3 separate regions of the Homo sapiens genome follow, and all the other regions are linked to region 3. The links are chromatin contacts, found by Hi-C or POLR2A ChIA-PET in ENCODE. All regions are on one chromosome and are shown on one strand. Each heading gives the region's core, a stretch centred on a gene start or an enhancer-like site at or near the end of the contact. The rest is flanking DNA. Distances are from core to core; before and after follow the strand shown. Region 1 holds the start of TRIM22 (tripartite motif containing 22). Region 2 holds the start of FHIP1B (FHF complex subunit HOOK interacting protein 1B). Region 3 holds the start of TRIM21 (tripartite motif containing 21).

Evidence for each region. A loop is a pair of places that touch in the nucleus more often than their neighbours do. ChIA-PET counts read pairs that join two places held with the same protein, here RNA polymerase II (POLR2A). Pooled maps may share reads with other maps.
Region 1: a map of CD4-positive, alpha-beta T cell shows a loop between it and region 3 (6-fold over the local background). The contact joins the promoter of TRIM22 here to the promoter of TRIM21 in region 3. A Hi-C loop is called at or near these places in 1 of 168 maps with a recorded cell type or tissue (CD4-positive, alpha-beta T cell), 1 of 37 single-sample maps with no recorded cell type and 9 of 50 pooled maps. POLR2A ChIA-PET finds 5 or more read pairs at or near these places in 1 of 52 experiments (activated CD4-positive, alpha-beta T cell).
Region 2: a map of CD8-positive, alpha-beta T cell shows a loop between it and region 3 (8-fold over the local background). The contact joins the promoter of FHIP1B here to the promoter of TRIM21 in region 3. A Hi-C loop is called at or near these places in 4 of 168 maps with a recorded cell type or tissue (CD4-positive, alpha-beta T cell, CD8-positive, alpha-beta T cell and naive thymus-derived CD4-positive, alpha-beta T cell), 5 of 37 single-sample maps with no recorded cell type and 13 of 50 pooled maps.

What each region holds. Positions count from the first base shown.
Region 1 is chr11:5,688,340-5,691,362 of GRCh38, forward strand. TRIM22 (tripartite motif containing 22) reads left to right here and starts at 1,451. Exons shown (of 8, transcript NM_006074.5): 1 at 1,451-1,560. LOC124902620 (a long non-coding RNA gene) reads right to left here. Exons shown (of 2, transcript XR_007062561.1): 1 at 2,339-3,023; 2 at 1,888-1,957. RefSeq lists enhancers at 1,131-2,123, 1,245-1,584, 1,556-2,755, 2,171-2,270.
Region 2 is chr11:6,232,973-6,235,885 of GRCh38, forward strand. It overlaps FHIP1B (FHF complex subunit HOOK interacting protein 1B), which reads right to left and starts at 1,664. Exons shown (of 12, transcript NM_001098794.2): 1 at 1,572-1,664. It also overlaps a transcript of CNGA4 not described here. RefSeq lists silencers at 1,339-1,388, 1,569-1,868 and enhancers at 1,911-2,601, 1,999-2,078.
Region 3 is chr11:4,392,172-4,395,046 of GRCh38, forward strand. TRIM21 (tripartite motif containing 21) reads right to left here and starts at 1,531. Exons shown (of 7, transcript NM_003141.4): 1 at 1,462-1,531. RefSeq lists enhancers at 1,422-1,631, 1,652-1,711.

The DNA of each region.
Region 1 (3,023 bases), core at 201-2,700, 1.3 Mb after region 3:
TAAGTGAGTAGGAAAGAATTTATAGCCAGGATTAGCTTATTATTCTGTGAGCAACAAATAATACCAAAATATCTATTATTGAAATAATAAACATTGATTTCTCAGTCATCCTACATGTGTATCATTGATTAAAGTATGAAGATGGCCATGCTCCATAGTGTCAGTCAGGGATCCATGTTATGGAAGCTCCATGAGTTGCCTTTTTTTTTCTTTTTTTTTGGGTGTGTGTGTGTATGTGTTGTGTGGTGTTTGTTTGTTTGTTTTTTGTAGAGACAGGGTCTTACTATGTCACCCAGGCTGCAGTGCTATGGTGCAATGACGCAATCTTGGCTCAATGCAACCTCCACCTCCTGGGCTCAAGCCATCCTCCCATCTCAGTTTCCTGAGTAGCTGGGACTACAGGTGCACATCACCACACCCAGCTATTTTTTTTTTTTTAATTTTTCTTAGAGATGGGATTTCACCATGTTGCCCAGGCTGGTGTTGAAGTCCTGGACTCAAGTGATCCACCCACCTGGGCCTCCCAGAGTGCTGGGATTACAGGCATGAGACACCACAGGCCTCCATCAGTTTTTGATGGCATTATCTGGCACATGCAGTTAAACAAGAATACAATAGACAACAGGGTACAGAAGTATGTGCATGACGTATAACATGTTTCAGTGCTGCTTTTTAATTGATTGTGTAAAAATGACCAAACTTTTCTTAGAGAAGCAGGGAAAAGTGGAAAAATTATGAAGGCATGAGAGTAACTCAATGAATGATTATAATTAAACAGCATCATCTGTTAACTTCCATGTTCTCACCTGCCTCAGTGGCTGGGTAACATGACACTGACACAGTTTTACCTCTATTACTCTCTGGAATCCATCCTCATCTGGTCTGTCTGGATTAGGAGCAGGAAGTGATAATTAATTGATGGACTCTTAAGATTTAATGACATTTTGAGAACATTTTTTTCAATGGGCTCACACTAAAGATCCTTTTATTTATAAAAATAATTTTTTTACCATTCACAATGTCAGCTGCTAATACTCATCTTGTCAGCCCAAATTTGTAGAGCTTTATAACTGAGTATCTTCCTCGTCAGACTGCATTTCAAGAAGCTAGGTCCCAAGTCTCTGGATCTTTATTTTCCTGGCTTAGGTCTTAAATATAAGATAAATTCGACTAATAATTATAGGACTGCATTGGAATTCTAAGTATTCAGGCAAGCTGTATAACTGTAATTCACATTCTTTTTATTCAAATATTCTTGCTTGAGTAAACCACAGTAAGAATAAGGAAGTAGTGACTGAGTGCCTTGCCAGTACAGCAGATGCTAGAACATAATGTAGCATTACTTTCCCCAGGGTTTATTGTTATGTAAGTTCTTGTTCAGCTTCCTTTGTTTTCTTTCACTTCTGAGAATTTAACTTTCGTTTCTCACTCAGCTCCTGTGGGGAAACTCATTTGTGGAGACCAGCCCTCTGGCTTGGTGAGTGAATCTGGTTTACACCGGCTCCTGCCCTGCCTTCACTCTTCTCCCCTGATTCAAGACTCCTCTGCTTTGGACTGAAGGTGAGTGGAGCAATCTGTGGGAGCATAGAATGGGAGGCTTTGAGAAGAATAGATTGATTGTGTCTGGGTGAGTTTAATTTGTAGTTCTGAAGCTGCTCTGCATAAACAAAAAGAGGCAGCTTGTGAACTGTCTGCTGAGATGGCAGAGGAAGAAAGCACTGAGTCTGGGAGAGGGGTAACCTTTAAAGAAGAGAGGTTTGCAAAAGCAAAAAGCCTTGCTTGTTTCCTAGAGGGACCATTCATTTCTTCAATCTAGGTACCTCCATCACCTTCCTTGTTGGAAATAAAGCTCAGAATCTTAAGGGAGACGAGCACTCAAACAAAGGATTTCTCAGCAAAGCAATTTTATTTCTGTGCAGAGGGGTGCTTCTTCTTTGCCAGTCGCCATGAGAGCACACTAGAACAAAGGAGGAAGAAAGTTTTTATTCCTGACGCAAATCCTACCCCTTTGCCCTTTCCCCATTGGCTGGAGTCGGCCACACAATCTAAACTAGACTCAGTTGGCTAAACATTTTAACTTTCTTTAGATAAGGTGGGCACGTGAGGGAGAGAGGGGAGATGGGGAAGGGGTGTGTGTGATGAGCTAGATAACTAATCTTCTTCCAAAATAAGGAAAGGAATGTGAGTTGGTACTGATAACGCCTGGTACTGTGACATGTCTAGGCATGTAGCAAAAGCAGAAAGGAAAGAGAAGAGAAGAAAAGTGAAGTGGGGAGGGGCACTGTGAATTAAAGAATAAAGGATTGATCAGGCTATTTGAAGAGAAACCTTATCATACCCCACATTCCTATTCTGTCATTTTGATTTTTCCATTTTGCCAACGTGGATCAGAATTTTCTTTTATTCAGAGGCAGCAAATTCCTTCCTCCTTTCTCCCGAAGAAGCCTGTGCAATGAAGCTTTGTTTTCACTTTTCATAAAGCAACCTCATGATGAGGTTCAGCAGGGATGAGAGCCCTTATCTGGATCTGGGTATGAGGCGAAGGAGTCTTAGGTACTCAGTCTTCAGAAGTAAGGCCCTTTTGAAGGTTATCCTTTTACTTGCCTTCTGGTAACTTTTTGGATGCTGTCCATAGCTTTCCTGATAAATTAGCAGCCCTCTGGTTAGTCCGAGGAGAGAGGCCGCAGGACGGGCAGACTGCTGCTCATCTCTGCAGCTCCACTTTGGTCTCTTGTCTCTGAAGGTCCAGTCACAGGGAACTTGTTCTTCTGAGTACCCACAGCTTACTCTTCCTTTGTAGCAGGACCAGCCACAGAAAAAACTCCTCAGACACCGAGGTAAAGAAGGAAGGGGTTTATTCGGCCAGGGGCATAGGCAAGACTCCTGTCTCAAGAGCCGAGCTCCTCGAGTGAGCAATTCCTGTCCCTTTTAAGGGCTCACAACTCTAAGGGGGTCCGCGTGAGAGGGTCGTGATCGATTGAGCAAGCAGGGGGTACGTGACTGGGGGCTGCATACACCGGTAA
Region 2 (2,913 bases), core at 414-2,913, 1.8 Mb after region 3:
CTGTCTTTCTCTCCCTCCATCTTGGATAGATGATAATTTTATCATGTACAGGGTCCTTGGTCCAGTGTTTAGGAACCACTACTCTAAACTCTGAACTGTAAGTTCTGACTGACTGGGCAAGTTGCCAAGTGTTCTACCAATATGGAGGCCTGTCTGGACTCCAGAAAGAAGCAATGAGAATATACCACAGGATATAGGAGTTGGCTCTGAAGCTAAGACTCTGGAAAAGAATGGGGACTGAGGCTGTCTAATTCTCAGGAAATGGTCTCTCCCTGTCCACTGTAGAGTTAAGGAAAGACTTAACTCTTTCTGAGTCTGGAAAGAATAGGATGTCCCAACCCCATGGCTGACTAGCAGTAGAGAGGAAAATTTAGTAGTGTGAAAGTGGCCATTATCACTGAATGCCAAACCAACTTTCCAGAATTTCACGTGCATTTGGGTTGGTGGGGAGAAGAGGACCTAAAAGAATGCTAGTAAGATGAACCCAACTACAGGGTGTGGAGAGGAAGAGATAAATTTTCAGGTGGCTAAAATGTTCAGTATCTTGAGACTGATGATGATTTCACAGATGTGTACACATGTCAAAACTCATCAAACACACATTTTAAATATAATATAAACTAGCTTTTTAAAAAATTCAACTGTAAGAAAGGAGAGTAAGGCCATCCTGTTTGGGATCCTAAATATAGTACTGTATAGGGCAAACCATATGACCTCCATAAAAGTAGAATTAGCAACTGAATATGGTCAATCCAATCAAAGACCCACAGTTAAGCACAGGTAAGGAGCAACAGTGGAATAAGGTTGTCCAGAAGCAAGTAGAGAGAAAACACAAGCTGTCACAGCGCAAAACCCTTCATGAGAGGGCCCATCTTCAACTATGCAGTCCAGAGAAGGAACTCGAAGGAACTGAAGTTTCTGTGATTACTCTGTTGAAGTCTGAGCCTCAAATATGACTTTCATTACCATAGTACTATTGCCTATGACACCTTCATTTTCTCGTCCTCCAGAATATGGAAAGTCCATGGGAGCAGAGGAGTCAGGTGCACAACACTTCCATCTAAGCTGCCCTACTTTGTCTAAAACTATTGCTCTCACTGGACAGGGCAGTCCATCGAAGGAGGCCTCAGAACCAACCTCTCACCTTTATCCAAGTCTCACAAGCCCTAATTCCCTCCTCCCATGCCTCGCCTTCAACTCCCTCACCAATTTGCCGCCACCCCGCAGGCTCCCACCTGCGCCTTTTACTCTCTCTCTCCTCGCGCAGGCCTTACCCCTCACTCTAGTCCCAGGGTATCCTTCACACCAGCCCTCAGTAGCCCCAGCCCTAGTAAACCGCGTTCAGGAGTCCCTTCAACTTGGCACCTCCGAAAGCACCCAGCCTCTCACAGCCCCTCATTTGTCCACTCACCTGTAAGCTCTCACCCTCCTTCCCTATCTTAGACACTCACACCCGGACCCTCACCACCTGCCAACCCCTCACAACCAGTACAGTAACCAAACCCGTCACCGTCTTTTCCCAGTCTCTCATCCCCACAAACGACTCTCCAGGCCCTCTGGCCCATGCGTACCGTTCACTCACGGAACGCCGAACCTGGCCGGGCCCGGTTGCTGCTGCGGTGTTAGGTGAGTTCAGGCCGCCGCCATCGCTTCTCAAGCGCACCAGCCGCGCCCCGCCCCGCGCCACACGCAGCCCGCGCCCCCGCGCACCACACGCAACCGCCCGGCGTCGCACGACTGGGCAATGGCGTGCCAGCTCATTGGCTGAGCCGGACCAAACCCGAGCAAGGACGCTTGTTTCCTGGCAACGGCTAAACGCAAGGGCGGGGTCGCCGACGGCTATCCGAGGGAGGAGCACCGCCTCTCCTCTTGGTTCCGTCCCTTCGTACGTAAACCCCGCCCCTCAGAAGGACTCCGGCGTGTCATAGGCGAAGGCCTCTGGGAAGGTGGAGGCCGGCAGGGCGGAGGCGGAGCCCGGGAAGGAAAGGTGGAACCAGAGGGCAGAAGGCGGGACCTAAGGAGAGGCGATTTTTACAGGCAGGGAAAGATCAGAAGGGCGGGGCTTGGGAGAGATGGAGCCGGAAGAAAGACGAGCGAGAAAGGGGTGGGGCCATGGATTCCAGGAGACGCTTGGAGTGGAAGAGTGGGTGTGGAGGGGCGAGGCTATCACGAAAAGAGAGGAGGAATCAGTAGGTGGGCCGGGCCTGCGGAAAAGTGGAGCCCTAGAGAGGGCTGACTGCGGGCACTCTAGTTCATTTTGCTCCATCGTCGTGCATAGCTTGGTCTCTACTTTAGTACCCCAGCGGTGACTGCCCCTGGCTCCCCCAACACCGCTGTGCTGTGCTGCTCCGTCACCCCTTGAGCACTTAGTCAAGGAACACGGAATAAGTGCCTGCATGCCCAGCTGGATTCCGGATCAATTAGAACCGGCCTCTGCTCTCCAGGACCTCAGAGAATTGCAGCGTAGTGTAATAAGTACATTACTACGGGGGCCACCTAGGAGCAGCACTTAGCATGATTTGCATGTATAGAGGATGAGAGGAAGGTACGGTGAAGGAGCTTAGGGAAGACTTCCGGGAGGTGACGGTGTCTAAGCCGAGTCTTGGGAAACAAGCAAGAGTAAGATAAACTAAAATAGAAAAATAGAAGTTTCAGATAAGGCATGTAGTTTTAAAAGTACTTTACCGGCTGGGCGCGGTGGCTCACGCCTGTAATCCCAGCACTTTGAGAGGCCGAGGCGGGCGGATCACGAGGTCAAGAGTTCGAGACCAGCCTGACCAACATAGTGAAACCCCGTCCCTACTACAAATACAAAAATTAACTGGGCGTAGTGGCGCGCGCCTGTAATCCCAGCTGCTTGGGAGGCTGGGGCAGGAGAATCGCTTGAACCCGGGAGGCGGAGGTTGCAGTTAG
Region 3 (2,875 bases), core at 281-2,780:
ATTCCATATACCCATAAATATACCTACTATGTGCCCACAAAAATTAAAAATATACTAAAAAAAGAAAAACAAAATGATGCAAAGGAAAATAAAAAATAAGAATAAAAATAATGGGTCAGGCACGGTGGCTCACACCTGTAATCCCAGCACTTTGGGAGGCCGAGGTGGGTGGATCACCTTAGGTCAGGAGTTCAAGACCAGCCTGACCAATATGGTAAAACCCTGTCTCTACTAAAAATACAAAAATTAGCTGGGAGTGGTGGTGGGCACCTGTAATCCCAGCTACTTGGGAGGCTGAGGCAGGAGAATTGCTTGAACCTGGGAGGCAGAGGTTGCAGTGAGCCAAGATTGTGCCATTGCACTCCAGCCTGGGTGACACGGCGAGACTCCCTCTCAAAAACAAAACAAAACAAAACAAGGCATAAAATTAATGGCAAAACAATTAATGTCAAAAACAGTAATTACTTTTGCACCGATCAAACAGTTTGTTGAATAAGTTTATTCCTGTTCTGAATAACAAGAACTCCTCCATTGTTTGGTCCATTGATCCAGTGAGACAGAAGGAGAAACTGAGTCCCTAAAAGAGGGAATGAAAATTGGCAAGAACCTCATAAAGCTGTTGACAGTTCTACTCTCATCATGTCCATTCCTGCTTAAACCCTCAGTGCTCATCCATCTCCTGTCGGGTACCAACAGGCCTCCATGTTGCTGAGAAATTATAGCTACTTTTTACCATGTACCTTCCATGTGCCAGAGATACTTCATGCTTTGAATATATCTTCATTAATCCCTCCTATAACGGCGGAAGTCAGTTGCATATATGTATGTAGGTGTATATGTATGTATACACACAGAGTAACAGGAACCGTGGCCAGCACTCCCTGGGCTCTTTTCTCAGCTGCTCCAAACTTAGTTTAGTTCCTGACAACACTTATTCTAGGACAAAGAATAATTCTGAAGGCCTATACATTTCTGGTTGAACATCCTAAACAGCCTGCCCCTCTCACCTCTGGAGGACTTTTGGACCTGGGAGTCTCCAGAATTGCAGACCTCCCCGACACTGGGCTCCCTACCCTCCTGGCTAGGCTGTAGTCCTGGCTATCCCAGCCACACCCAGCCGTCATCCTAGGTCAGGTGCCAGCATGGGGGCAGCCGGGCCCCTTCCCCTTCTGGGTAACTCCACAGTCACGTCCACAACCCAGCCTCCTCCCAGGTAGGGGGCAGCCGGGCCCCTTCCCCTTCTGGGTAACTCGGCAGTCAGGTCCACACCCCAGCCTCCTCCCAAGCAGGGGGCCAGCACCGGAAGCGCAGCTGGTCTTGGGTTGAGGGATCCCTGGTGGGAGAAGGGGCAAATGGGACCGGCTCAAGGATGGAGACTGGAAGGGGCTCTGCAACCCTGGGGCAGGGGAGAGAGGTCCCCTAGGAGGGCAGGGGTCCCTTGATCTAGTGGGGTTCACTCACCTTTACAGGGGACTCAACGCTGGTAGCCAGCTCCCTATTTCACTTTCAGTTTCCGCTCAGAAGCAAGTCTGAGAGGAAAGGGGAGGGAGGAGGAGGAGCCGTGGGAGGAGTGAGGGAGGAGCAGTGGGAGGAGCAGAGCCTTGAAAGGGTGTGTGGAGAAATGCGGCTGAGAAGAGAAGTCAGAGTTGAGCTGGGGGAGGCTTCAGAGGCTCTGCATGCCCAGGAGGCTTCTCTGAGACTGGGAAGGAGTGGAAACTCAGTAGCCCGTGGTCCTGGTTGCGCGCTCCCTCCCATGTCTTCATTATCTGATTTGGTAAAATATCTACAAGACGGGGGAGTCCGGGCTGCTTTCTTTGACACTGGTCATCACTCCACACCTAGACGCTATGTCCATGTCTGGAAGATGCTTTTAAGGAAGTTTTGATGCAGAGAAGAGTGGCCGGTGCTCTTCCTCGCGTGCCACCATCTGCTTACTTCCAGAAGCTAATTATTTTCATGTGACTGATGTGACTAATATTTTTTAACGCCTGCAGGTGAGTGATTTATTTCGCATGACCCCAAGGTGAGTGTCCCACCAGTGAGTGGTGAGAAGGAAATTGACATTTGACAACCAACTGTGTTCTTGTCACTGAGCTAGGGACATTCTCAGGTTATATTATTTTTATTTTTAATCGTAAAAATATAGAACATAAAATTTACCAAAGTAATTTTTTTAATTTTCAATCTTGTGTGTCTATAGTAGGTGTATATATTTGTGGGGTACATGAAATATTTTGATACAGGTAGAGCATACAATCCGTAATAATCATATCAGGGTAAGTGGGGTATCTATCCATCACCTCAAGCACTTATCATTTGTGTTATATACAATCCAGTTATATGCTTTTAGTTATTTTAAAATGATAAATTATCATTGACTGTATTCACCTTGTTATGCTATAAAATACTAGATCTTATTCATTCTCTCTCATGTATTTTTGAACCCATTAATCATTCCCCACTACCCTTCCCAGCCTTTGGTAACCATCATCCTCTCTATCTTCATGAGTTGGATTGTTTTAATTTTTAACTCCCACAAATAAGTGAGAACATAACAATTTGTTTGTTTGCCTGTGTTTGGTTTATTTTACTTAACATAATAATCCCCAATTCCATCCATCTTGTAGCAAATGAAAGGTTCTCCTTCTTTTTATGGCTGAATAGTGCTCCATTGTGTATGTGTACCACACTTTCCTTATCCATTTATCTGTTGATGGACACTTACGTTGCTTCCAAATCTTGGCTATTGTGAATAGTGCTGCGATAAACATGGGAGTGCAGATATCTCTTTGATATACTGATTTCCTTTCTCTTGGATATATACCTAACAGTATTTCTTCTGGGTATATACCTAGCAGTATCCAGTAGGATTGCT